2 separate regions of the Mus musculus genome follow, and region 2 is linked to region 1. Evidence: chromatin loops called from intact Hi-C (ENCODE). Cell type or tissue: left cerebral cortex. All regions are shown on one strand. Each heading gives the region's core, and the rest is flanking DNA. Links, peaks and the distances in the headings are about the cores only.

What was found. Peaks named below come from ENCODE experiments on the same cell type or tissue, not always from the same donor. Only the 100,000 strongest peaks of a DNase experiment are listed, where the experiment ranks them.
Region 2: it touches region 1 in a loop (11-fold over the local background); 2 of 42 quality-filtered maps call a loop at or near these places.

Annotation. Positions count from the first base shown.
Region 1 is chr12:69,130,843-69,133,657 of GRCm38, forward strand. All of the region lies in intron 1 of Gm31447 (predicted gene, 31447), which reads left to right. Among named protein-coding and RNA genes, the nearest start is that of Gm31447, 2.4 kb to the left of the region's middle. In left cerebral cortex, for the core only: a CTCF peak has its summit at 1,345 (motif pointing left); a DNase peak (open chromatin) is centred at 1,348.
Region 2 is chr12:67,429,283-67,432,097 of GRCm38, forward strand. No RefSeq gene overlaps it. Among named protein-coding and RNA genes, the nearest start is that of Gm26256, 180 kb to the right of the region's middle. In left cerebral cortex, for the core only: a CTCF peak has its summit at 1,195 (motif pointing right); a DNase peak (open chromatin) is centred at 1,210.

The DNA of each region.
Region 1 (2,815 bases), core at 70-2,569:
TCCCTTTTACGAAATTCCAGTTCCATGGGAAGATGCTTCCCACACTGAGGGTGGGTCTCCTACCTCAGTTTACCCAATCTACAAACTCCTTTATAAACATGCCCAGAGGCTTGTCTCCAACTTGATTACTGATCCTGTCAAACTGACAATCAGAGTCAACCATCATATCGATTAAGCATTAAAAAGAACAATGCTACATGACAGGCTTTAAAATATGCATTGACCGATGAACCTACAACTGTTAACTAGCAAACAAGCCCTAACTGCTGCCCACAAGGCTTCGGTCCCCCTCTCAATTTAGCCTAGCTCCTGTCCTCATAACCCCTTCTTGACCTTGGAACAACTCCCTTCCTTCCCACTACGCCCACATTAGAGCCTGGCTTCTCGGCAAAGCATGAATTCGCTAGCTTGTGTCTCCACTACACGCTCACTGCATCTCTCATAGCTTGTGTCTCCACTATGCATTCACAACTCACCCTATACTTCCTTACACAGAGAGGTAAGGACTGTTCTGTCCCTGGTCTGGTTTGGTGCAAGCATTTTATATTGCCAATGTTGTTATTTGCTATCAGTACTCACCAAAAGACTTCCACCCCGACCACGAATGTGAATGCTGAATCTTTTTTGGGGTTTCCTGGTTTCATTGAGATAAGGTCTCACACGTGTAGGCTAGCCTGACCTCAAACAGTCAGAGGGCCTCCTGCTTCAACCTCCCAAGTATTAAAATTACAAACATGAACTACTATATTCAGCAAACACCGAGACTCCTAAATGTTAAGCCCATTCAGTAAATAGCAAGGAAGGTAGAAACGTTGGTTGGCTGGTTGGTTTTGAGACAGGACCTCACAATGTAGACCAGGTTGGCCTCAAATCACAGATTCGCCTGCCTCTGCTTCCCTGGCGAAAAGTGTCATTTTAAAGGCCAAACAATTGCCCAGGCTTCGCCTGCAACGCACTTTGATTTCTAGGTGCAGTTCTAATACAGCTTTGTCAGTAAACTCATCAGGAAAAGAAATAATGTAAGAGAGACAATCTTGAGACGATAAACCATCAGATTTTAATTAAGGCGACGGCAACTGGCTGGAATCAGTAAATGTGTACCGGGGAATCTTGATCTTTAAAACAAGGTTGGAGTAAGGTTAGTCTGAGTGATTGGTGAGCAACTTAATCCCCAAAGTCACTTGTTAATAATATTTAGAGGTGGGAACTTTAAGGCGAGATGAGGTCATAAAGGCTAAATTGTGGATTAATGGGTTCTTCCTAATGATGGAATGTTTAAAAAAAAAAAAAAGCCAGCGCTGTCTCTCAGCTGTGCGGTGATGCCTTGCGCCACCTTGTGGCTCTGCGGAGTTCCTATAGTAACGAAGTCCTCCACCAAATGCTGCCCTTCCACGCTGAACTTCTCAGCTTCAGGAACTGGCAAATGAATAAACCTTCATTCCTTACAAATTACCCAGGGTTTTGTATCTCCTGTCATAGCGCAGAAAGCAAACCGAGTCAGTAAAGTTGAAAGAGGGGGTTGGCAACGGACAATAGGAAAGGCTGCCTTTACACAGGAGTGGAGCCTTCAACGGCCCAAGGATGAGTTTTCAGGGCCCCACAAACAACAGCAGGGCTCTAGAAGGGAGAGACAGTCCCTTAATCTCTTTTAGACCCTATTTAAAGAGACTAAATCGGGGTTAGTCTCAAAAGCAAGGTCAAAAAGAAAGCCTAGAATCCAGGCATGGGGGCATATGCGTGTAATTTAGCCCTCAAGAAACCAAGGCAGGAGAATAGAGAGTTTACAGTTAGATTTTATAGTATAAACTTGTCTCAAAAAAATAAAAGAGAGGTCTAACCACAAAAAAAAATGGCCCCAAAATTAACTAACCTAGGCTCATATGGGCTCACAAAGATGATTAACTGGATAATCAGGAAACCTGTGTGGGCGTGACCTAGGACCTCTGCATATGTTATTGGTGTATAGCTTGGTATTCTTGTGGGACATCTAACCGTGGGAGCAGGGGCTATCTCTGACTGTTTTGCCTGCCTTTTGGACCCTTTTCCTCTTCTTGGTTTGCCATGTCCAGCCTTAGTATGAGAGGAGGAGCCTAATCTTATTGCAAGTTGGGATGCCGTGTTTGGTTGATATCCCTGGGAGGCCTGACCTTTTCTGCAGAGAAGGAGTGGATCTGTGGGAGAGGAGGGAACAGAGACTGTGAGGAGAGGAAGGAGGGGAAACCGTGGTCAAGATGTAATATATGACAGAAGAATATATGTGTGTGTGTGTGTGTGTGTGTGTGTGTGTATGTATGTATATATGCATATATATATATACATATACATATATATGCCAATATCCTTACCCAAGGATGTCACCCCCATGCATTTGCTGACTACTAAAAAGACGTTTCTCTTGCAATTAGACACTGAAGTTTTAAGTGTGAGCACGGTTCGCAGATCGAACAATTACCAAATGCAGCTAGTGCTAAGCCGACCTGCCGTGGTGATATTTAACTGGTACTGAGAGTCAAAAGACCAATGGCCAGTGAGACTTTCAAAAGGGAGTCAACCTACTTTGAACTTCAAAGCTGGAAAGGACTTACGTTCCAGGTCAGCTTCCTCCAGCAAAACTGGTGTGCACATAGGCAGCTTCACCAGTTTGGGGATGCCTCAATACTGGTGAGGTGTCAGAGTCAAAAGTCAGTGTGTAGCAAAACGCCATTTTAGAGAGACTTCCTCCACAGGTCTCAGCCAGCATAAACCATGGTTGTTACAGACTGAACTGTGAACCACCACAAACAGCTTCTCCCTACCCGCCCAAATCTACATGCTA
Region 2 (2,815 bases), core at 82-2,581, 1.7 Mb before region 1:
AATAGAAACCAACCAGAGCTCCCAGTGTCTAGATTTTTATTTAATTTTAACAACTCTTTACAAGACTCTTTTTCTTGAGAAATATCAATCTTATGCTTAAAAATAGGATCAGCGAATAGTTTTCAAAGTACATGACTATAGAAAGAACAAATTCGTAATTAATAATAGCTAATCAACATCTTGAACAATTTTTAAAGTTACTATATATGTTATCCCCTTTCCTGGTTTCCCCTCTGAAAATACCCTATCCTCTCCCACCTCCTCCTGCTCACCAACCTACCCACTTCCGCTTCCTGACCCTGGCATTCCCCTATACTGGGGCATAGAACCTTCACAGGACCAAGGGCTTATCCTCTTCTCCTCTCATTGATGACCAAATAGGTGATCCTCTTCTATATATTTCTCTAGGTTTTTTTAAAGTTTGGCTCTCTTTACATGAAACAGAGCAATATTATTGACCCTTTTTTGGACACACAATGTGGCTTATTGTTGGGCATTGTGTATTGGCATAATTTCTTACCCCAATAAGCCTGGATAAAAACCTCACAACCCTGTTATTATATTTATAAGCTATAAGCCTAGATGACACAGATCTATCACTATACTAACTTGTTTCCCAGCTATAAGAACCTTTTGCTACTGACTTTCTTTAGGCCACATGGTTATTCTGTGTCCTCTTCCTCCATCCTTTTCTTCTGCTCTCACTCTCTAAGACCTCCAGTCCATCTTTCCCTTCCACTGCCCGTTCACAGACTCTGGCTACTATTTGACCAGTTAGAATGAGTAGAGGGTTCACATGAAATCACCCAAGTAAGTGATCTACCGTTCCTCATGGGCAGCTCCTCTTGAGGAAGCAGAAGTAACATCAGAATACAAAGAGCACCAGGGCAACCCACAACGTTGGGACATATACCTTTAATCTCAGAACTCTGGAGGCAGAGGTAGTGGAATCTCTGTGACATTGAAGTCAGCTTGATATTCCCTGCAAGCCAGGAATTTGTAGTAAGACCTTGTTAAAAAGAAAGACAATTATGTGGCCTCTAACTCGAGTATATAGGTGTAGTCTGCATGAGAAGCCTTGCATTTTACAGGAGAATTAGAGCAGACTCCACGTTTCAGACACACTACTTTCCTTCTATTATGATACTTAAGATTTACCTTCAACATTAGCATTAACTGTCAATATACTATTGTGGGCCAGGAGAGGGCAGCAGCAAGCTGAAATTTATGGGGAAGAAGGGAAGACTTGAGGGACTTTGAAAGTCACCAAGAATTTGAAAGAATATATTTTCTTCCAGGAATGGTGAATGAGTTTGAAACAGCAACAGCAACATATTCTGGTCTGTTCTATATGGCTCTGAACAGAGGGCCTCAGGAAACCTGAGGAGTTCATTAAAAACCACACACCAAAGTGGAAAACAAGTCAACTGGAAAAGATTGGTGCAAAATAGGTGTTTAACGCCATGCAAGAATTCACAAGCATGACAGGGCACCGAGGACAAGGAGCTAAAACAGGGACAAATTAAGGAACAGGCATGGCGAGCTAGTGGTGATGGCGAGCATGACAAAGCCACTGCTAATATGAACTGTGTTTGTGGTTTTCTTTTGTTTTTTTCTTGACATTTGCTTTTTTAAAACAATTTTTTATTAGCTATTTTCTTCATTTACAATTCAAATGCTATCCTGAAAGTATCCTAAACCCTCCCCCCTCCCTGCTCCCTAACCCACCCACTCCCACTTCCTGGCTCTGGCATTCCCCTGTATTGGGGCATATAATTTTTGTAAGACCAAGGGCCTCTCCTCCAAATGATGGCCGGTTAGGCCATCTTCTGCTACATATGCAGCTAGATACAAGAGCTCAGGAGGTACTGGTTAGTTCATATTGTTGTTCCTCCTATAGGGTTACAGACCCCTTCAGCTCCTTAGGTACTTTCTCTAGCTCCTCCATTGGGGGCCCTGTGTGCCATCCAATAGATGACTGTGAGCATTCACTTCCGTATTTCCCAGGCCCTGGCATAGCCTCACAAGAGACAGCTATATCAGGGTCATATCAACAAAATCTTGCTGGCATACATTTGCTTTTAAAGGCAAGGAACCTTGATGCAAGTGCTAACCAAAGGACACAAAATACTAAGGAAATCACAATCTGAAGGCTAGGTCTTTAAAATCCTTTTAGTAGAACTGAGTTAGGAAAACTGTGTCTCTGATTAATGTAAGATGATTTGCTCTCCTTACTTCAACTACAGGGTCCCCTAACCCTCCAGAGACTTTAGAACTCAGGGAGTGGGGAGGAGGCATGACTGCGCATGGGGTCGGGTAGAGGGGTAGGGACATCCTCTTGGAGACAGGGTGGGGGAGGACTGGGCTGAGGAACTGTTGGAGGGAGAACTGGGAGGGGGATAATGACTGGACTATAAAAATTAAATATAATAAAAAAGATATTTCTTTGAAAAAAGACGATTTCCTATATATTCCCTGAAGGTTAATAGTTACTTTACTAATCCTGTTTACTTACTAACTTTCAGAGCATTGGCTTTAGCTAGGAGAATATTTCTCTTCCTCTATACTTTACTTATATTCACATATTTTCTTTTTTATTCCATTTTTTATTAGGTATTTAGCTCATTTACATTTCCAATGCTATACCAAAAGTCCCCCAACCCACACACCCCCACTCCCCTACCCGCCCACTCCCCCTTTTTGGCCCTGGCGTTCCCCTGTTCTGGGGCATATAAAGTTTGTGTGTCCAATGGGCCTCTCTTTCCAGTGATGGCCGACTAGGCCATCTTTTGATACACATGCAGCTAGAGTCAAG